Linked DNA regions of Homo sapiens: region 1 is linked to region 2. The links are chromatin loops, found by intact Hi-C in ENCODE. Cell type or tissue: lower leg skin. All regions are shown on one strand. Links, peaks and the distances in the headings refer to the core of each region. The heading gives the core; the rest is flanking DNA. Region 1 overlaps BPHL (biphenyl hydrolase like). Region 2 holds the start of LOC100422781 (a long non-coding RNA gene).

Region 1 (10,228 bases), core at 2,229-10,228, 98 kb before region 2:
TTTTTTTTGAGACAGAGTGTTGCTCTGTCACCCAGGCTGGAGTGCGGTGGCGCAATCTTGGCTCACTGCAACCTCTGCCTCCCGGGTTCAAACGATTCTCCTGCCTCAGCCTCCTGAGTAGCTGGGATTACAGGCACATGCCACTATGCCCAGCTAATTTTTGTATTTTTAGTAGAGACAGGGTTTCATCGCATTAGTCCGGATGGTCTCGATCTCCTGACCTCATGATCCACCCACCTTGGCCTCCCAAAGTGCTGGGATTACAGGCATGAGCCACCACACCTGGCCTATTTCACCAGTTTTCTAATAGTAGATAATTAACTTAATTTTTAAGTTGCCTTTTTCTGCTGTTATAAATAGCAGGCAGTGAACATTCTGTTGCTCGTGGGCATTTTCATTTTTTTGCCACTATAAACAGTATTGTTGTGGACATCCTGGACTGAGCTCCTGGCACACAGGGAGAATTTCATACACATTTAGGAGACAATTTGCTAGGTGATGGAAGTTCCAGATGTTCATTTTGCAGGATAGTGCCACAGTAGTTACACCATTTTATGGTCCGGGCAGCAAATATCTTGGAGTAATATTAATTCTTTACCTTTAATTTTCCAGTCATTCCATTCTTTTTTCTTGGCGGCCTCTCTAAGATGTAATCTTTGTCCATTTTCCCTGCCAAACGCATGTCCAGACCCTCTCTGATTCACCCGCGGACTCACACAACCTCCCCATGACGCTGTTCTCTGACAGCCTGGCTCTTGCCAGTTCTTCCCACAGTTGCTTTACCAGATACCCTGCTTCACTCCATCCAGCAGAGCTCAGGGTCCCCTCTCTGATCTACAGAACTGTTCTCAAGGTCCTTGCTCAGGCATGCATATGCACACACGTGCACACGCATACACACGTATGCTGTATTTGTCATATTTAAGTACTTGGTCTCCATTGATTCTAGTTCCTTGAGCTTTTTATCCAACCAGAAGATGTAGTTCCCTCCTAATTCAAACCCATACCGTATGCTCAGGTTTTTGTGACAATTTCCACTAAAAGTAATTAAGAGAAAACATGATGTCATCAAATGGTGGACTCTAGGGTTTTTCTTTTCTGACTAATTGATACTCCAGCCTCACACCTGTATTGATTCTGATAATTAGTGATTCAGTTTCTTTTAACAGAGAGGAGCAATAACCCGTGCCGTGCATTTTGTCGTATGATCATAGGCGCTGAAGTTTAAGAAGGTTTCTCTGCTGGGGTGGAGTGATGGGGGCATAACCGCACTCATTGCTGCTGCAAAATATCCATCTTACATCCACAAGATGGTGATCTGGGGCGCCAACGCCTACGTCACTGACGAAGACAGCATGATATATGAGGGTAGGTTCTGCGAAGGGGAGATGCCGGGACGGCAGATCCTTCCCCTCTCTCCGCATCTCATCTCTTATTGTGGGATATGTTGACAAGACACATCTCTCGTGCTTCTAGTTCTCAACTCTCAGGTAGGAAGAATAACGAGTTCTCAGAAAAGTAATGCAGTTTAACCAGTCTGAGTTTTAAAGCTTTCTGTTTCCAGGAGTGAAACTTCCATGGCTCAGGAAAAGGCTAAGTAAAATCACTATTTCTATTTACTACTACTGATAATGAACTTCAGGGAAGGAGGGGGTGGTGTGAAGTGTTATTAATAATCTCATTTAAAATACTGTGAGGCCAGGCACAGTGGCTCATGCCTGTAATCCCAGCACTTTGGGAGCTCAAGGCAGAAGGATCGCTTGAGCCCAGGAGGTCGAGGCTGCAGTGAGCCATGATTGTGCCACTGCACTTTTGCCTGGGTGACAGGAGTGAGAGAGAGATGGGGGAGGAAAGAAAATAATGTTGAGTGTGGAAAAGAATCACTGGATACAAATATGAAACCTTTTATTTTGATTAAAAGAATTTCTGTGCTATTTGCATGCTTTAACGTTGTCCTTCAAGCCTGTCTTTGAGGTTTTTTTTTTTTTTTTTTGAGTTTGAGTTTCACTCTTGTTGCCTGGGCTGGAGTGCAGTCGTGCGATCTCAGCTCACCACAACCTCTTCCTCCTGGATTCAAGCGATTCTCCTGCCTCACCCTCCCAAGTAGCTGGGATTACAGGCATGTGCCACCATGCCTGGCTAATTTTGTGTTTTTTAGTAAAGACGGGGTTTCTCCATGTTGGTCAGGCTGGTTTCGAATTCCCGACCTCAGGTGATCCACCTGCCTTGGCCTCCCAAAGTGCTGGGATTACCAGCGTGAGCCCCCACGCCCAGCCTGAGGTCTTTACAGGCACTGGAATAGGGGCCAGTGAACTTCAGCCTGTGCATTACACCTAGCCTGCCTCCCACTTTTGTGCAGCCCACGTACCAATCGAGGTGGCTAGTGCTGTGAGTCACAGAGACCAAGCTGGGGTGTCCCTTTACCACCCAGCATTGCTGCCCCAGACCTGCACTGGTGGTCACTACACAGGGGTGACTGTTGGCAATGAGCAGGCACCCAGCCATGGAATTTCAGTCAGCAACTCAGGAGTTGCTTAGCCTCCAGCAAGCTGCCCCATTGAGATGACCAGGCTCTTGGGAGGAAAGAAGGGTGCACCAGGATCTAGGGGTTGCTAGGACAAGAAGTGAAACTGACCTGCGTTACCCTACTACCCCCACCTGCCAGCCTGGCCCACCAGGACCCTCTTCCTCAGGCCACTAGCTTTTTGTCCAAGTGTGAGTCTAGTGGATCCCAGATGGCCTGCCCCAGACACTTAGGACTAGGTGGGTCAGGTGTTTTCTCTCCTCATGTGTAAGTATCTACATAATGTCTTTGATTTTGCTTCTTGGCCAGCAAAACCTAAAATATTTATTTACTCTCTGGCCCTTTACATAAAAGGTGTACAGATCTCTTCGCTAGAATATCACAAGTCTAGTCTTTTTCAGCTATTCGACAATTCACGTGACTTTTAAGTACGCTACTTAGTGGCAGCGTTCTGTTGTAGAATTGTAGTTCTTCACAGTCTTTCTGTTTTTTAAATGAATATGAAGCTCTTACGGTGAGTCTGATGTGGTTGCCAGTCCTGTCTGTGCTCCTGCTTGTCCTTATTTTGCTCCTGCCTGGTATCCATCTTGTGCACAGTAGGCCATTCCGCTCTGTGAAGGGTCTGTCCCCTCCCGCGGCCTCTAGGACAGGCTGCCTTGAGTTCTTCCTCCCTCTCCTGTATCCTTAAATTCTCTCCACTGGGTCAGTCCTCTCAGCCTGCAAAAGTGGGCACAATTCTTCCTCCAGAAAGTTGCCACTCCTACCTGTGGTTACTATCTTCCCATTCTTTATTCTTTCCCACAAACTTATGGAAAGAGCCACCTGCATTCCCTGCTTCTAGGGATCCTCCTTTCCTTCCTTCTTTAGTCCATTCTGCCCCATCTCCCTCTCTGGCCCATTCTAGCCCCCTCTACTGAAACTCTCCTCACTGACCCCTGCCCACTTGTTCTTTCCCATAATCACTATCTCAGTTCATGGCCTGCAGATGACCCGGCATCCAGGCAGAGTCCCAGATGCATCCCTCGAGGGCCCAGTCCTCCTCTGCCCTCTTCATTTGCCCACCTTGCCCTGTTCATTGAACTGTGATGCTTTCTGTTGTTACATAATACCCCTCCAGTTATCCTCACCTCTCTTCTTTCCCCACATTCTCCTGGTTTAGGCCGCTAGCTTCATATGGTAGTTTGTTCTCCATAGGAGAGTTTCCTTTGTAAGGCAAAAATCTAATCACTTAATTCCACTAGAGGACTTAAAATCCTTCACTAACCAGCAAAGTCCGTGCAGTTTGGCTGGCCCCTCCTGCCAGCCCCTCCCCGGACATTCTCCCATCTCCCCTTTCTCCTCATCCTTCCGGTGCCTCTCCCACGTGGGATAAATGGCCATTCCTGGAACAAGCTTCCCCCTCATGCCTCTTCGCCTTTGCAACTGCTGCTGTGCCAGCTTGCACCAGCCTTCCCCTCAGCCACATCCTCTGCCAGGGCATATTCACCCCTGACACAGCTCCTTGGGCCTCCGCGTCTGGGATGGCGTCCCGGAGCCCTGAGACCTGGCGGTGCTCTCCCTCCTGGACCCCGCCACACCTTGCACGTGCCTGTGTCACGGCCCTTCAACCCCGGGCACTGTCAGCACTTACTCCCTTGCCTCGGTCACCGCAGTGGGAACTCACTGTGTGCAGTTGCTCTGACTTTCCTTTCTTGATGAAAGCAAGAGTCTCTCAGTAGCGCAGCACTCTTTACTCTCTGACGTCTCGCTACTTCCCCTCCTGGCTACTCTTTCTTTTTCATCCCCCATCCTCTCCTAACTTGTGTCAAGATGGCTGTGGCCCGCCAGTGTGCTAGAGACCAAGCCCCCACCACGCACCTCCTCTTGGCTCCTTGGTCATTCTGCAGCGTTTGAGAACATGCTCATGATGTGTGCGCCATTGGTTACACCCCTCTTCTTGAAGCTTTCTCTGTCTGGAAGTTCTTGCCACCGTGTTCTCCCGACTTCCCTCCTCTCTCAGGCTGTTCCCTGGCTGACACGTGCCTGCTCCCCCATGTGGGCCACAGTGTTGGGGTCCTCCAGGCGTCACCCTCAGTGCTCTGCTCCCCTCTTACCCTCACACCTCACACCTGAGTAGCTTCACTCAGCTCCTTGCTCCACCTAACTCCCAAACCCCACATGTTCGACTGTTGTTTTTTTTTAAGAGACAAATTCTCACTGGGTGTGGTGGCTCACACCTGTAATCCCAGCACTTTGGGAGGCTGAGGCAGGAGGATCACTTGAGCCCAGGAGTTCAAGACCAGCCTGGGCAACGTAGCAAGACCCCGTGTCTACAAAAAAATACAAAACGTAGTCAGGTGTGGTGGCATGTGCCTGTAGTCCCAGCCATTTGGGAGGCTGAGGTGGAGGATCACCTGAGCCGGGGAGGTTGAGGCTGCCGTGATCTGTGATTACACCACTGCACTGTAGCTTGGGTGACAGAGGCGAGACCCTGTCCCAACAACAGCAACAACAACAACCAAAAGAAAAAAACAGAAAGAAAAGAAAAAGACGAGTTCTCACTATGTTGCCTTATTCAACTTTTTATTCAATTTTCTTATCTGGTTGTCTCACACCTACTTTAAATTCAGTCTGTCTAATACTGAATTCATGATCTTCTCTCTAGGCCTGTCCCTTCTGCTAAATTTCTTGTCATTATAAATAATACTCTTTCTCCCTGAAAATAATATTTTAATTACTATTTATTGAGTGCCTGCCGTGAGCTAAAGTCTTTAACAACGTGATATCCATGTAAGGTCTCTGATTCTCAGCCTGCTTGTCAAGTGAAAAACGGGGGCTCACAAAAGTGAGGAAACCTTCCAGACCACATCCCCCACACTGCGGCCTGCAGCTCACTGCACTCTTCTCTTCTGCTGGGCTCTGAGTGGCCCCATCTTGCCCTACCCCTCTCTCCCTCCCACCAGGCTCCCGCCAGCCTCGTTGGTCCCGTCTGGGCTGATTCTGTGCCTCTCCAACCGGTCCAGGTCCTTGCCTCCTACCAGTCTGCCTTCCATGATGCTCTGATAGCAATTCAGCAATATGTGAATCTCATGGTGTCTTACTTTAAGCCTTCCAGGACTCCCCACAACTTTCCTGATAAAGTTCAGGCTCCTTCACTTTGCTCACGGAATGAGTGGCCCGGCCTCTGCCTCTCCAGGTCCCCTCCCCCCACTTTCCCCTCCCAACCACCAGTGTCCAGCCATCCGAGACCACCTGGGTCCCTGCAGCAGGTGGCGGGCTCCTGCCTCCTTGTGTGGGCCCTTCCCGCTCCCTTCCCACTCCTTCACTTGTTTGCTGACTTCTCTTCTCCCAGAATGGCCCAAGCATTCCATCTTCTAGGAAGCCCTCACCGCCGCCACCCCGTGTCCACTGCCCGTGTGAGCACACAGGCCACTCTGCTACAGATGGACGGCTGGTTCTTGTACCCGTCTCCTGGGGTGTAGGAGCAACAGTATCTCTCTAGGGTCTAAGTCCATGAGTGAAATTGCTGAGTGTTGTGGGCAGGTAGACTACATTACAAGTGACAGATTATTTTCCAGCAAAATAAATTTACACTTCCACCAGCAATAGATGAGATTCTTAACTTTTAGCTCTTCAACAAAAACTTGAAATTCTCAGACTTCTTAATTCACTAGCCAATCAAATGGGTGTAAGATATTATCTTATTGGGGTCTTAATTTGCATTTCGTATTACTAATAAGATTGAAAATCTGTGTTTATCCACCATTTGAGTTTCTTCTGTATTATATCCATGTATTTTTATTGGTGAAAAGTTTTTTGTTATGTAATAATTGATACACACAATACAGTATGTTTGGGTATACAGTATGAAATGTAACAACAAAACGACCCCGCCGCTGTCCACCCAACTCAGCACCAGAACAGTTTCAATGTTATCCCAGTGTTACTCTAATCCTAGTCAGTAACCCCTTTTAGGGTAACTGTGTTGCAAGCACCTCTTCACAGTGGGTGGCTTTTGCCTTTTTCTTTATGGGCAGAACTACTTAATGTAAGGAAATGCCACAGTGTTTTGTTTTTCTTTCCTTTTTCTTTTTCTTTTCTTTCCTTTTTTTTTTTTTTTTTTGAGACAGGGTCTCCACTATTGCCCAGGCTGGAGTGCAGTGGCACCATCTCAGCTCACTGCAGCCTGCTTGCTCAACATCAAACTATCCTTCTGCCTCAGCCTCCCAAGTAGCTGGCACTACAGGCGTGTGCCACCGCACCTGGCTAATTTTTTTTTTTTTTTTTTTTGAGACGGAGTCTCGCTCTGTCACCCAGGCTGCGCAGTGGCGTGATCTCGGCTCACTGCAAACTCCGCCTCCTGTGTTCACGCCATTCTCCTGCCTCAACCTCCCGAGTAGCTGGGAATACAGGCGCCTGCCACCACGCCCGGCTATTTTTTTGTATTTTTAGTAGAGACGGGGTTTCACCGTGTTATCCAGGATGGTCTCGATCTCCTGACCTCGTGATCCGCCTGCCTCGGCCTCCCAAAGTGCTGGGATTACAGGCATGAACCACCGCGCCTGGCCAATTTTTGTATTTTTTGTAGAGACGGGGTTCCGCCACATTGCCCAGGCTGGTCTTGAACTCCTGGACTTAAGTAATCCACCCACCTCAACCTTCCGAAGTGCTGGGATTACAGGTGTGAGCCACCATGCCGCCCGGCCTCACAATGTTTTATTTTCTCATTGGTTTGGCTGGTTTTGTTTGATTTTAGATCCACCAACATGTTTGCCCATTTGTTTACTCACCTGTTCTTTCTTCTCAAATGTTCCTTCTAAAAGCATTTATCTTCTCTTCTTCCTGAAGTTATTTTTAGAAGTTATTTAAGGGCAGCCTGTTAATGGTCAACTCAGTTTTTACCAACAAGTGTCTTTTCTTTCATCCACCTTTTCTGTAAGTCTGTTTAGCTGAGTGTGGAAATGGAAGTGGAAAATCATTGTCTCCCCCATTCTGCAGTCTTCTGCCTTCCATCCTTGCTGTTGAGAAGTTTCCTGTCCGTCTACGTGGTTCCTGCTTCGGAGTGATGTGTCTTAACTCTCTGGCTGTTTTTCAGATTTTCTCCTTACCTTTGATATATTGCTGTTTTAATATATTCTGTCCAAATGCAGATTTCATTTTACTTGTCCTGTTTGGAATACATTGCGTTTTTGTTTATGGATTCTTTGATTCATTCTGAAAAACTCTCCCACCCATTATTTCTTCAAATAGGCATCTCGTTCATTCTTATTCTCTTCTTCTGAGACGAGCGGACTTTTGTAAACCTCGTCTTTCCATCTTCCTTATCTCTTCTGCATCGTCGTGTCTCTCTGCGTGGTGTTCTGCATAATTTCTTAAGATTTGTCTTCCAATTTTCTAGTTTTTTTATTAACTTTATAAAAATCCTGTTTGTTTTGTGACCTTTGGTTAGGAGCTAATATTTACTCACTCTTAATCTGAAAATAAACAAAGCAGTGAGCATAAATCGAGAGCGCTTTCCTTCCGGGAAGATTTGCATTTGTTGCTCTTGGGAACCACAGGATCATACCAGGTTGGGGCCATTTTTAGCTCAGCTTGATCCAGGAGTCTCAGGTTGGGCCCCGGCCTGCCTGCGAACACTGCGTCTCCACCCAGAGCAGGCCTGCCTTTGGAGCTGGCTTACTTCCTTTGCTGTATTTTCAGGGTTCTGTTTCTCATGTGCAGACACACTCATACACACTCACACCCCGGTTTCCATTAACCACTGCAACTTCAGCAATGCCACAGAATTCTGTTTTGTGAAAGATCTAGTTATTCCCCTGCAAGAAGGCCTTTCAGAGGGTATGGTCTGCCATACGGCCAAAAGTAGAAGCATGTGCAGGGACGTTTTGCTAGCCATCTTCACACTGTCTTGCTTGCTTCTCTCTCCCTTACCCTCCGCCCCCAAATGTTTTCTTCTTCCTACATCTTCTCCCCACCTCTTCAGGCTGTCTCCACGTACCTCATTCAAGTCTTTTCATTCTTGTGCAGAGCAGTTCATCCTCTTCAGCCTTTATCTTCAGCTCACACGGGGCCTACCTCTGAATATTTAAGCCAGTCAGCAGAAGCAAAGGCAGGCACCAGGCACTGTCCTGTAATGGGGGATCCGCCCTCCTCAGAAGGCAGTTGTGATTGTAAATAGCAGTTTTTCCTCCATTTGGTGATTTGAATTCACTAAGCACACAGTGAGTGCCTGCCAGGTGCCTGACGTTGTCCGGGACTCTGTAGAGATTGTTGCTCATGTGAGTTCATGCCATTAGTGTTATATTTCTTCCATGTGTAACGTGTAGCTCTCAGGAAGCAATATTTAATATGCTCAAGAGCATTAGAATCTTTACTTATCACAGTGTATTTAAAGAAATATAGAAAACATTGGCCTAAGGAATTGCATTTGTTGATTCATGTTAATGGTTGTTTTTAGCTATTCTTCCCTACTAGTGAATCATCTATAATACAGTTTGAAGTTTGGTACTTAGCCTTTTACACCCATATTTCTTCGGTAGCAGAAATTAGAATGAATAATTTGTGTGCATTTTTCAATGTCCATACAAATGCAATGCAGAAAAAAACTCCTCTTTTGCAAACATTGTCGCTCTTCCTCAGGTGACCCTGTTAGGGTCATATTTTCTTTTATCTTGTATCTTTAAAGGAAAGCGGTAAGTGCAGCTCTAATTTCATCCACTTGGTAAGCATTGATTTGTGGGCCTGTATTGTGGGAGGCACTAGTGTAGGCCCTGGGGTACAGTGGGGAGCAAAGCAAAGTCCCTTACACTGCACACAGGTCCTAGTGGGAGGCAGGCACTCAGCCCTGGGTCCAGAAGGCACCGCAAAGCAGCAACCAGGGCTAAGCCGAGCAGAGGGAGGGAGGGAGGCATTCCAGGCAGACGAGACAGTGAGCGCATGGGCTCAGAAGTGGCTCTTGCTCAGAATACTTAAAGACAATACTTTAGTATGAAATTAAACCTTTCTTCGCCTACACTTCTGTTTTTCAGGCATCCGAGATGTTTCCAAATGGAGTGAGAGAACAAGAAAGCCTCTAGAAGCCCTCTATGGGTATGACTACTTTGCCAGAACCTGTGAAAAGTGGGTGGATGGCATAAGACAGTTTAAACATCTCCCAGATGGTAGGTTACTGGGCTTGAAGGGCTCTCTGCCTGTTATAGAGGGTGCTCGAGTTCCTCCCCAGTGTTCTGGAATTGCTCAGTGATTCATGAATCTGCCCATCGCCCTCACACGCTCATGTGTGAGCAGAACAGAGAATACTAGTTCTTGTGTACTGTGCCAGTTCTTGGGCAGTCAATCTGGCTTAACGGAGAGGTAGGACTGCGTGTCCAAAGGTTCACATTGTTGAGTCTTTAATAGCAGACTGCTCTTTTTTCCTTCTAATCCTTGGTGTGTGTGCGATGACAAAATAATTATCCAGAAGCCTTAAACCGTTTCTATTTTCTAATTCCAGAATGAGTAATTCGAAAATAAATAGGCCACAATGTGTACAATATTTTTTCCTTTTTACACATTTAGATGTGTCTCCCCACGAGGACACTGTTAATCTTTAATCTCAACGGAATTAATATGAGGAAGAAAATATTCTGTTTTTTCCATCTTCAGAACTAAGTGATATGACTGTAACCATGAACAATGCACAAATGTCTCCTATTCTTTTTTTTTTAGATGGAGTCTCACTCTGTC
Region 2 (12,281 bases), core at 2,150-10,149:
CAGATTATCACCAAAATGGCCAAACGTTAAAATATTTGTTCATGAATATAATTATAAATAAGGAAGGCCAGGACACCAAGCTCTTAGCAGCTGAAAGGCAAACAATTTTACACTATATTAAAGCTAAGTTGGCACACCGCGGATGTTCTTCATGCTTTCCCTCTGGCAATCACACCTCTTCAGCCTCCACTGCCCAGCGTAAAATGAATCCCTCATGCTCTCAGCCACACCAGGCACTCACCAAACACGAAATTGTCTGGTCTGAAGATCTGGCCGAATGGTCCAGACCTAACCGAATCCATCGTGCCTGGCTCCAGATCCACGAGGATGGCCCGAGGAACATATTTGTTACCTGCAAGGAACAACAGTGACTTAGACCCTCAGGCAAGGACCTCTGCAGAGAAGGGCTTGGCGCCTGCTGCCATCATGCAGATGTTGCCCCAAACAAAGGGAGACCCACCATCAGGTTCTCAAAGGGCTCTGTTGGCATAAGGAAGCCCAATGAAATACTGCAGGGAAAGAGCGGGGATCCTAAACTGAATAGTCCACCCTCTCCCAGGGCCACACCCCTGGGGTCCCACGCAAGGGAAAGGGGAGAAGGTGGAAAAACTGAAGGGAGTGGGGGTGGGGCAAGGGTGATTACCAGTGGCTTCATTGTAGTAAACATTGATTCTCTCCAGCTGCAAATCACTGTCTCCATGGTAACTGCCAGTGGGGTCAATCCCATGCTCATCACTGATGACCTCCCAAAACTGAGACAGAAAGGCTGCATTTAGCCATGAACGATGCCCCCAGAAACGCCAAGGCTCACAATGAAATGTCCCCGACTCAGTTCCGACAACCCAACATTTCAGGAGCTTGAAGCTTTAAAGGGCGTCGTGACCCGGGCACAGCCGCGGGGCTTGTATTTTGCAGGTTCAGAAAGTTGAAACTGGGCGTTTCCCAGGCAAACAGCTGCCGCTCGCGGGGGGAGGTAGGGGTCGAGGGGGTAAGGACCAGCCAAAGCCGGGCAGTGGCGGAGCTTGGCGCACTGGTCGCAGCCCCAGGCTGCGGCAGGAGGCGAGGGCACAGGGACTGCAGCCCGCCAGGAGCGGGTGGGCGGGGAAAGAGGAACGCAAAGGAGCTAAAGGACCGCGGTTTTAGATTCAAAGCACGTCCTGAGACCGCAAGACAATCGCTCTCCTCCCCTCCCCCGGCAGCTCGACTCCGGTTCAAGCGAGTACAATTAATCCTCCTGGTGTCCCAGCCCCTCGCGCGGAGCGCCGCGCACAGCCTCGCGGACACACCCTCGTCTTCTCCAGGCACGCGTGCCTGCCAAGCAGCCAGCGCGGAGGGAGGCCGAGGGGGTGACGGGGACTCCAAATGAGTTACAGCAGAAAGAAAGAGAGGTGCCCCCTCCGTCCGCGAAAGTCACCTCCTAGCCCAGGCCACACTCGGCGGCACAAAGCGGCCAGGAAGGTCTGCATTTGGCGATCCCCAGGCCTTCCCAGGACCGCGCCTGGGGACCCCGAGGGGCTCTCGGCCCAGGTTCGCGCCCCCATTGGACCCCCTCCGCTGCGGCGCGCCCACCTTGGCGCCGATCTGGTTGCCGCACTGGCCCGCCTGGATGTGCACGATCTCACGCATGGTGCCTCGTCAGCGTCCTCCTGGTCCGGCGGCGTCTGGGTCTGTCCGTCCTCCCCTCACACACCCACTGCGGGGTCACCGGGAAGGCGCTCGGGAACCGACGGGCTGAGAGCGCCGGCCCCGCGGGCTCCGGCTTTTATGCAAGGAGGGTGGGGCGGCCGGCACAGGCCGCGCCCCCAGCCCGAGCCCCCCAGTCCCCTTCGCGCTGGCGCTCTCCAGGCCCGGCTGACGTAATGCTCCGAGCCCTAGGGACCGTCCGGGGGGCTGGACCACCGGCCCGCGGCCAATCAGAGCGGGCGTGCCGACCGGGAGAGGGGTGGGGGCTACCGGGAGTATGGTGGGGGCGTGCGCATTGTCTGGGGCTGTGGTGGGGGTCTGGGTATGGGGATATGGGGGAACAGTGAAGAAAAGGAGGGTGAGAGGGCGGCGAGGCGAGGGCCACCAGCGCGTCCTGACCGGGGTGGGGGCAGAGCTGGCACCGGATGGGAACGATGGAGGACTGGAGCATGTGGAGAAGCCGTCAGGTGCTCCAGTGCCGGCAGGTGGGAGGGCTGAGGTGGCACAGGCTGCTCCGCCACCTCGGACTGCGGCTCCTACTCGGCCACTGGCCAGAGTCCCTCCAGCCAACTGCCCCTGGTGAGACCACCGTCTTTTTCCTCAACCCTGGAGGCCAGCGACTGCCCAGGCGGCGCTCCGTCTCACAGAGGCCTGGGGGAGGACAGGTGGCCCCAGAAGGAAGTCGTGCTTGATGGCAACCGGGACACCTGCGGCCCATGAACACCAGCGCGGCCTCCGCCCCCGCCCCAGCGTGGGCCTGCTTTCTCCTTTGTCTGTCTTGGGCTGGTAGCTCCTCTCACTGCGCCGCAGCATCTAGGGGTGAAGCGACCTCGGAGCCCCTCAGCCCTGCCCGACCCTCTCCGGGAGTGCATAACGCCCCTGCTGGTACCCAGGAGCCCTCTGCCCCGGGGGTTGACTTTTGTTGCTCGCTAGTGATGGAGTGGGAGTGGCCGGTGGCGCTGCACTGACCGTCCGGAGGGCAGAAAGAGGGTGGGGTCCCGGGGGCGGGGCTGTCGGCGGAACAAAGGGCTCTCAGAAACGTGGGATACGCTGTGTAACCCAGTATTTAAAACCACACGACAGGCGCCCCACCCCCCCACCCCGCCCTCGGATTCAGTTCATCTATTGTCAAGTAAGAGGGTGGGTTCCAAGGGTGGCCCAAGCCCGAGTAACAAACTTTCTTATCTTCCATCGCGGCGACCTGGAGGTCCGAGGCTTCGTGCTGCGGTTGAAGGGTGGGGAATACGACTAAAAACTGCAGCCCAGCGCGCGCGAGACGACCCAAGACCCACGCGCACTCGCACGAGCGCGTGCACAGACTTGGAGCACAGACCCTCCCTTCAGATCCGCAGTCTCTAGGTACTGAGGCAGGAACTGGTCTCTTTGTTACTTTTCGCGCGCGCGTGTGTGTGTGTGTGTGTGAGAGAGAGAGAGAAAGAGAGAGAGAGAGAGACTAATCCTGCGTGCGTTTGAGGGCGGGAGGGGAAAGGGTGTCAGAAACGTTCACTGCACAACCTGTTCCCTGCAATTCGATGACTGAAGCGCGCCGCCCCACACTTCGGAAGGGCCGTTGGCGAGGTGACGTGACCTCTTTCATCCCCTGGCGAGAAAGGCCGAATGACCCGGGCGCACGCGGCGGAGCTCAGCCTGCAGCTGTTGAGCGAGACCCTCCCAGAACTATCAGCAAGCTGTCATCGCCTCCCTTTCCCGCTGTGGGGTGGAGGGTGGGGGGTTCAAGTCGATTCCAATGTACAAAGAGAAGTAGCGAGAACAAAAGCCCAGGCGCCCCCAAACATCCAGGGCGCCCAGACTGGAGCTCGCCGGCCGGTATTCCAGACCCGGCCGGCGTGCCCGGGTGAGGGTGGGGTCTACCGAGAGGCAGAGAGCAGCGGAGGGTCTGTCCACATGCCCTGCTCTCCCGGTACCAAGGTCTCGGGGCCTGACCTCCGAGTTTCTAATCCAGATCCTGCAGATGCCGAAACGTCGAGGGCTAGCAATTCCCAAGGTCATACAGCAAGTTGAGGACAGGGCTCGGACTGGAATCTCGTCTTTTGGGCACACCAGACCTCAGGGAAAGTGACCGCATCTCGGCCAAAAGGGCTGTGGCAGGTGTCAGCCTCGAGGTGGCGGCTCTGGTGGGACCAAGCTGCGCCGGAAGGAACAGAGCTAGGGCGGCACCCGCGCGGCGAGTGTAGACACACTCGGAGCGGTCACCCCCTCGCTGCGAGCTCCCAGGAGCAACCCTGATGCTCAGCGCTGGGGGGTGGGGTTGGGGGCCGCTCAGCTCCATGCTGAGTAACTTGAGCTGGCCGCCTGCCTCCTTCATCTAACCAATTCATTTCTCAGCTTCTGTTTCCGAGCCAAATCTCCATTCAGTGCCCGGGTGAAAACGCGTGTTCAAGATCATATAGATAGATGAAAAGACCCTTTCCTCTCAGGTTTCTTTTAAAGGGGTTGGTTTGGGATAGGATGAGGCTGGAAATCATCCTTCTGAAAGCCCAGAGTGCCCTTGGGGACACTTTTGGCCCAAGATCTGCTTTCCTTTCAAGCATTTTGCTCGAATTGTCCCCACACCCCTGCCCCTTCCGGGCAGCCAGTCTTGTTAACCGGTCTACATCGCACCCCCACCCCCACCCCCACTGGAATTGTGATGCTGCACATTTTTATTTTCACAAGGAGCCGATTTTGTGTTAAAATGTTGACAACAGCCACACCTTTCCCTGAAGTCTTTCAGTTTATCTGATAACCCTTAAACAAAAAAATCATTCTTAATCCATGTAGCTCGCATAAAGAGACTGGTACCCGGCTTTCAAAGAAAAAAAAAGTCGTTTTCAGTTGGGTCCCCAGCATTTCTGTCTATTCATTATATGCAATGCGTCTCAATCTAGGTCATCGTATATCAGGCACGAAGATTTCGGGGCAACATATTTCATGATCTCTTAATGTTAGTCTTGATGATGTACTAACATTTAAAAATTTTCCCTTCCAGAGACAATTGTAGAAATATTGCTGCATAAAATACAATTCAACATTTGTTTTATACGTAATCTATTGCGTGACTGAGGTGAGCAAGATATCCCTTAAACTATTAAAATTATATTTGCTTTCACAATTTTCAGATTACTTTCAACGGCATGTCCTCAAGTGAATTTGCATTTCTCTATTACACACACAGTCATTGTTTGAAGAAGTCTGATAGAAAAGAGGCTTTATATAGTAGTAAATTTTTAAAGCACTGTTTTCATAATGTAGCATATATTTTTGACACATTTATTGAAATTACTAGACATTTAGCATTAGGGTTCTTCACTGCTTGCCAGGATTCACCGCTTAAAACCCCAAAAACCCAGCCCGCAGCCCCCATAGCTGGCTCTGCAGCCGAGATGCACGCGGTTTCCTAGGCAACCGACACTTAGCCAATGAATGAAGAGGAGTTGAAAGAAAGAGACTGCAAATCCATCATTATTTCCTTACACACACACACGCACACACACACACACACACACACACACACACATCACCTCTTCTCATAGCTCTCCATTTAGAAATATTGGAAAGCTACCAATCCTAGCATTTATGTAAAAGAGCCAAATGCCCGGGGCATGGGGGCTAGGAAGCGGTCGCAGCCCCATACTGTGACTGCGGAAAGGACACAGTGGAGGAAGCTCCCGGGATCCGCCAAGATCTGCGCCTTCTCAGCTTTGTCGCTCCCCAGTTTCTATTCCATTGCCCTCCCCCTTCCCCCCAGGCCTTCCCTCCTCCGCCTGGGAAGCCAGCGGCCCCGGCGGAGCTGCCCGGCACTGTTTAGTCGCAGGGGCTGCGGGGTGGCAGCCTCAGAGCCCTGTCCTTCCGCAGCCGTGGGCCCCGCAGGGACCAGCCAAGCAGGGCAACCAAAAGCTGGAACCAGCAGCGAAAACCCCGAGCCCACGAACGCAGCGCAGTGCGGGAACACTTGCCCTTTGTTCCTCAGTAAGGCCGGGTGTTTTCGCATCCCCGGAGGTTGTGAATTTGAGTTATAATGGCCTCGGTCGGGACTGAGAGAGCCGAGCTTCCACGAGAGAGCTTTGCCTGCTTTGTCCTACAAATCGGCGGAGGGAGTAGCATCCTGGCTTTTCTAGGGCGCCATTTCCCTGCTACAGGCAATCTCCCCTCCCCCACGCTGTCAATGATTTGTGGGATTCTTAGGCAGGCGGGGCAGGCCGAGCCCAGGGAATGCACGCTGAGTCCTAGACACAGAGCCAGGCCGGGTGGAAAACAAAAAGAGAAGAAGTGATTATGAAATAATAAGACGGACCGTGTGCCCCTTGCAAGGTGCGGCCTGCGAAATCAACAGACTTATAAATAAGGTCTGGTGGAAGCGCAGGAGCGCACGCGGGAGGCTATGGCGGGGGAACCTCTGTGAGTTCCGCGGCGGAGGCTAGAACATCGCTGTGGCTGCGGGACCCTCACCCGGCGCTGAAAACCCTCCACATCAGCTCCTGCTCGGAAATGTCTCCGCAGCTCACCAGTGCTTTTCGAAATCTGCCCAAGACCTTTGTTTGCCATTTAAATGAAATGAAAACGTGCGTATCCAGGTGGACACATCCATGCAGCAACACCCCTGCCTCTGGGCTCTAGATGCTTGGTGGGCGGGCAGTCACTGTGGCCACACTGCAGAGACAGCAGTGCAGTTTCCAAACGGAGTTCTTTGGGCTTCACATGCCCAGCCTGCTTCTTTTTTAAAATTTCTATTTTAATTTTAGATTCAGGGAGTCCATGTGCGGGTTTATTACGAGGGTATATTGCATGATGCTGAGCGTCCGGGCTTCTATCGACCTGGTTACCCAGATAGTGAACGTAGTACCCAATAGGGAGTTTTTCAGCCCTTGCTCTGCTCCTTCCTTCTCTCCTTTTGGAGTCCTCAGCGTCTATTGTTCCCATCTTTTTGTCCGTGTGCACCCAATATTTAGCTCCCACTTATAAGTGAGAACATGCAGTATTTAGTTTTCTGTTTCTGTATTATTTCGCTTAGGATAATGACCTTCAGCTGCATCCATGTTGCTGCCAAGGACGTGATTTTGTTTTCTTTTTTTTAAGGGCTGTGTAGTATTCTGTGGTGTGTGTGTACCACATTTTCTTAATCCATTCCACCATTGATGGGCACCTAGGTTGATTCCATGTCTTTGCTATTGTGAATAGTGCTATGAGGAACACAGGAGCTCATGTGTCTTTTTGGTAGAATGATTTTTTTGGGGCGGGGGGTATATACCCAGTAATGGGACTGCTGGGTTGAATGGTAGTTCTATTTTTAGTTCTTTGAGAAATCTCCAAACTGCTTTCCACAGTGGCCGAACTAATTTACATTCGCACCAACAGCAAATAAGCATTCCTTTTTCTCTGCAGCCTTGCCAATATCTGTTTTTTTTTGTTTTGTTTTGTTTTTACTTTTTAATAATAATGACTGCTGTGAAGTGGTATCTCATTGTGATTTTGATTTACATTTTCCTAATGATCAGTATGTTGAGCATTTTTTTCATGTTTGTTGGCCACTTGTATGTCTTCTTTTGAAAAATGTCTGTTCATATCCTTTGCTCTCTTTTTAATGGGGTTATTGATTCTTTTCTTGCTGATTTAAGTTCCTTATAAATTCTGGATATTAGTCCTTTGTCTGCGGCATATTGCAAATATTTTCTCCCATTCTGTAGGTTGTTCATACATCTCCATCAACTCTGTATTGCTTATAGTATGTGGTCCAAACACTTATCATACAATTCAGGTCCTTCAGTCTGGACATTACCTACCTTTCCAGTGTTATTTGCCACCCGTCTGGTATATGCAGTCCATTCCAGGGGACATTAACCTGCACACTGATCTCCAAAAAGGACATGCTCTCTGAAGTTTCTGAGTCTCTGCTCACACTAATCCATTACCTGGAATGACCCTCTCTGCTTCCTCGCCTGGGGCATCTCACTCATTCTTCATGATGCAGCTCATCTATCTGTGATACGTCCCACTAGTTGCCAGGAGCAATGGACTGCCTATGCTCTATGCCCCCAGTTTGCATCATAGGACTGGTACAGGTTTTGCATTTATTACATCAGAGCAGTGGTGTAATGAGTTTTCATTGTATATCTCTATTAACAAAAGAAAAAGGAGGGTATACATTCCCAATATATGTATATTTATTTATTCTTAAATTATATATATTTATTCTTATAAGCTAATATTCCAAGGCACAATATACTTAGTATGAGGTACATTGTTAATGATATCAGATATTAATATTTCCAACTTTTCTATTACTTCCAGTTTTATTTTGGCCAACATCTAGGCAGACTTGGGGTTCCTCATGACTTTCTTACCCTGAAATGGGCTTGACAGAGAGCTTATATAAAGGAGCAGAGTGTCAACCTGGCCATTTCCTTATTTTTTGTGCGTGTTCATATCACTAATGTCATCTTCATTTTGCAGCTTCTTTGCTGTCGGCTTTAAAGCCGCTTGCCAGTTGTGCAAGTCAGGGGAGCAAACAGGAGATAATATGCTCAGCAAACCCAGCTACAGTTCCTCCTTTATGGATCTCCCTTTCCAGGGAACAATTCATGACACATGGCCACAAAACATAAGCATCCTGTGAGGGCACCTGTGTCATTTTGAACTCTAACTACCTAAAGCATAATTTCTTTATTTTTATATGAAACAAACAGAGGTTCTGATTTTCTTCCCATGCTCCAACAGATGCTCTTGCCTGCCCCATTCTGAGAACTCCTGATTGGATTCGAGTTAGTTCATTGGCCTTTATACCTTCCACATTGCCTGAAACTAAGCACGGGCAAATAATAACAGAACTTGGGTTAAAAAAATCACAAATATAAGGCAATTAGGAAAAGCCCCCAGGTACCTCTAACCTGAAGCAGGAGCAGATTGTTCTGCAGATTAAGTACAAAGAAACCTTCCTCCTCTTTCTCCATAATTACCTCTTGGCCAGGTCCAGCCCACATCCCATCCTTCCCAGACTTTGCGGCTCCTGGCTGTGGTGAGCGTGGAAGGGCCTGGATGATATGCCCTCCTCTGCAATCATCTTTCACTTCCCTATAGCCATTTTCCTACGCCTGCGTTTTCACCCTTGTTTGTCTATGTTGGTAATGCATAACTAAGATTTCTGGTTAAGACAGAGTGGAAGGAGAGAAGGAAATACTTCCTCAGGAATCAGAGTTGAATTACTAGTCTGCACTTTCTTTTCTTTGTTCTTTCTTTCTTTCTTTCTTTCTTTCTTTCTTTCTTTCTTTCTTTCTTTTTCTTTCTTTCTTTTTTTTTTTTTTTTGAGACAGAGTTCGCTCTTTCACCCAGGCTAGAGTGCAGTGGCGTGATCTTGGCTCACTGCAACCTCCGTCTTCCGGTTTCAAGTGATTCTCCTGCCTCAGCCTCCCGAGTAGCTGGGACTACAGGCGCTCCCATCATGCCTGGCTGATTTTTGTATTTTTAGTAGAGACGGGGTTTCACCATGTTGGCCAGGCTGGTCTCGAACTCCTGACCTCGTGATCCACCCGCATTGGCCTCCCAAAGTGCTGGGATTACAGGCATGAGCCACTGTGCCCGGCCCCCTGCACTTTCTTGTTTGCTTATTTGTTTTTTAATTTTTTTTTTCTTTTTCTTTGTTTCTTTTTTTTGAGACAGAGTCTCACTCTGTTGCCAGGCTGGAATGCAGTGGCGTGATCGCAGTGCAACTTCCGCCTCCCAGGTTCAAGCAATTCTCCTGACTCAGCCTCCTGAGTAGCTGGGATTACAGGTGTGCCCCACCACGCCTGGCGAATTTTTGTATTTTTCGTAGAGACAGGGTTTCACCATGTTTGTCAGGCTAGTCTCGATCTCCTGACCTCATGATCCACCCGCCTTGGCCTCCCAAAGTGCTGAGATTACAGGGGTGAGCCACTGTACCCGGCCTATATTTTATTTTCTTAGAGACTAGGTCTCCCTATATTGTTCAGGCTGGTCTCAAACTCCTGGGCTCAAGCTATTCTCCTGCCTGGCCTCCCAACATGCTGAAATTACATGCGTGAGCCACCCCAACTGGCCCACTAGTCTGCACTCTCTTTCTTGGCATGCAAATCAGGGGTGTTAAACAGACTACTGTCTTGGTGATGAGGTCTGGAGAAGACAGAACCAAGTAAACTTTCTGCTTCTTTCAGAAGTCACTCAATGGAGGAAATGCAAACCCCAACTTTTAGGAAATTGAGGAAAGATAAAAAGTATCAACTTCCTGGAGCTCTTTGATAAAGGAAGGATCTTCTGGGCAAGTTAGAAAAAAGATCAAGTCACTCTTATAAGGTGGGGTGGGGAAATCAGGGTTGTTTCAGACTTTTCTAAAACAATAGTCAATGCTAGAAGATAATAAAACAATTTCTATAACATTTTCAAGGAAAATGTGCCCAAGGATTTTTTAAAGGTAACATATATTTTTGAACATAGAAGAACTAAAAAAATATTGTTCTTGTGAATCCTGTTTAGGGGAAAAAAAGGACCCCAGAGAATGTAGAAGTAGGTCTCAGAATGAAAGTACCATACAGAGGTTTGCAGGTACTGGCAGAGGCTGTGTGACAGCCTGTGAACTAAGGAATGAGGTGCCTCTGAAATGGCCTAGAGACAAATGCAGAAGTCCCTCAGCTGTGGAAAGCTCTGCGCCTTCAGGAAGGATGTTGACAGGCTCTTTCGAGGTGCTGCTAGGGGTCTGCCAGGTTCCCTGGCGGTTGGAATTATTACCTTGCAGGGAACTGGCTGTTTGTCAGTTTATTCTGGAAGCTATTCCTGCTACAAAGAGTAGAAGACATCAAGGGATGGAACAATAGACCGCATAAAACTACACTACCACATGAAAACACTGACTCTTAAACAATTGTGAGATTTTAGGCAGAAGATCAAAGCAGCAAAGCATCTTCTCAGGAACTCAGGGTACAGAACACAACTGTGTTTGAGGTGAGCAGGATGAGACAGTCAGGGGGCCTAAAGAAGGGAATCGGATTCCTGGAGAAAAGCTGCTTCTTATTTTTGCTGCTAAGGACAAATGTCACATAAAGAAACAGGACAAACTACTAGAAAGCCAAAACTCTGGGCCGGGCGCGGTGGCTCACGCCTGTAATCATAGCACTTTGGGAGGCTGAGGCAGGGGGATCATGAAGTCAAGAGATCAAGACCATTCTGGCCAACGTGGTGAAACCCCATCTCTACTAAAAATACAAAAATTAACTAGGCGTGGTGGAGTGTGCCTGTAGTCCCAGCTACTCAGAAGGCTGAGGCAGGAGAATCACTTGAATCCGGGAGGCAGAGGTTGCAGTGAGCTGAGAACGCGTCGCTGCACTCCAGCCTGGCGACACAACGAGACTCCGTCTTAAAAAAAAAAAAAAGCCAAAACTCTATGAAAAAAGTACACATTTTAATATAGCATTGGGTTAAATTTTCAGAGGGAAAAATATGTCACAATAAAGGCTAAGTTAAAAAAAAAAAGGCTAAGTTCCAACAAGCATAAGAAAAAAATAACCAAATTTCAGAGGTGCATGGAACAAATACTGGGGAAAGATGATTGGAATAAGAAATACACTGAGCTCAGGGAACTAACAAACTCGAATGTGAAATCTTTGAAAGATATATAAGAAACTACTGCTTACAAAGAGAGGGAAATTAAAGTTTTAAAACATTGCATTTTATAGTTGAAGCAGATCACTGGAGTGAGAAGGTTCTTTTTTTTCTTTTTTGAGATGTAGTTTCACTCTTGTTGCCCAGGCTGGAGTGCAACAGCATGATCTCAGCTCACTGCAACCTCTGTCTCCCGGGTTCAAGTGATTCTCCTGCCTCAGACTCCCAAGTGGCTGGCATTACAGGCATGTACCACCATGCTCGGGTAGTTTTGTATTTTTAGTAGAGACGGGGTTTCTCCATGTTGGTCAGGCTGGCCTCAAACTCCCGACCTCAAGTGATCCGCCTGCCTCAGCCTCCCAAAGTGCTGGGATTACAGGCGTGAGTCACCGTGCCCGGCCTCTTTTTCTTTTTTTAAAGAAATCAGAGAAGGAGGAGGATGAAGTGCTGATGGACAAATGTTTGCCAAATCCTTTGTTTCCAACATACCCTGACTGATGAGGGGTCATGTAGGCATGACATTCGACCAAAATTCTGCCAGAAAGCAAAAGAAAAAATCTTGCAGCAGAAAGTGGAGAGATTCTTAACGACCTCTACCGAGAGAAATGCATGGTTCTGAAAAAGAAGCTGATTCAGGACTGGTATAAATAGGAAAAGAAATGACAGAAGCTACCAGCTGCAGAGGAAATGAAAACTTACAAGCAGAGAAGTGAAGAAATGTTGAATGAATTATGGCCAACAGTGAGATCTCACCACCCCAGACCATCCTCGTGGTGAGAAGGCTCGTGACAGCTGGCCCGAGGTCATTGCTGGAGTGGAAGGTGAGCTATGCCAGCCTTGGATAGAAACTAATACAGCTGAATCCATGATTTCAGAGAGAAACCTTCACCAGGCTCCCCTGCTCTGTACGCTGATATTGGAGGAAAACAAGCTCTGCCCACTACCCACGTGGCCACTGGTCACTCCTACAGAATACACTTGGATGCATCCTC

Evidence for each region. A loop is a pair of places that touch in the nucleus more often than their neighbours do. Peaks named below come from ENCODE experiments on the same cell type or tissue, not always from the same donor. Only the 100,000 strongest peaks of a DNase experiment are listed, where the experiment ranks them.
Region 1: it touches region 2 in a loop (2.1-fold over the local background); 14 of 110 quality-filtered maps call a loop at or near these places.

The regions. Positions count from the first base shown.
Region 1 is chr6:3,127,831-3,138,058 of GRCh38, forward strand. It overlaps BPHL (biphenyl hydrolase like), which reads left to right. Exons shown (of 7, transcript NM_004332.4): 4 at 1,215-1,368; 5 at 9,532-9,663. Among named protein-coding and RNA genes, the nearest start is that of BPHL, 14 kb to the left of the region's middle. RefSeq lists an enhancer at 5,657-6,313. In lower leg skin, for the core only: no CTCF peak of the experiment used is centred there; no DNase peak of the experiment used is centred there.
Region 2 is chr6:3,225,918-3,238,198 of GRCh38, forward strand. LOC100422781 (a long non-coding RNA gene) reads left to right here and starts at 5,486. Exons shown (of 2, transcript NR_147505.1): 1 at 5,486-6,245; 2 at 11,418-12,281. TUBB2B (tubulin beta 2B class IIb) reads right to left here and starts at 1,736. Exons shown (of 4, transcript NM_178012.5): 1 at 1,570-1,736; 2 at 644-752; 3 at 242-352. The coding sequence starts at 1,626. RefSeq lists enhancers at 719-1,379, 1,380-2,038, 3,334-3,890, 5,883-6,665, 9,763-9,872 and a silencer at 1,643-1,932. In lower leg skin, for the core only: no CTCF peak of the experiment used is centred there; DNase peaks (open chromatin) are centred at 3,414, 3,884, 5,474, 5,864 and 2 weaker places; H3K4me3 peaks cover 333 bases.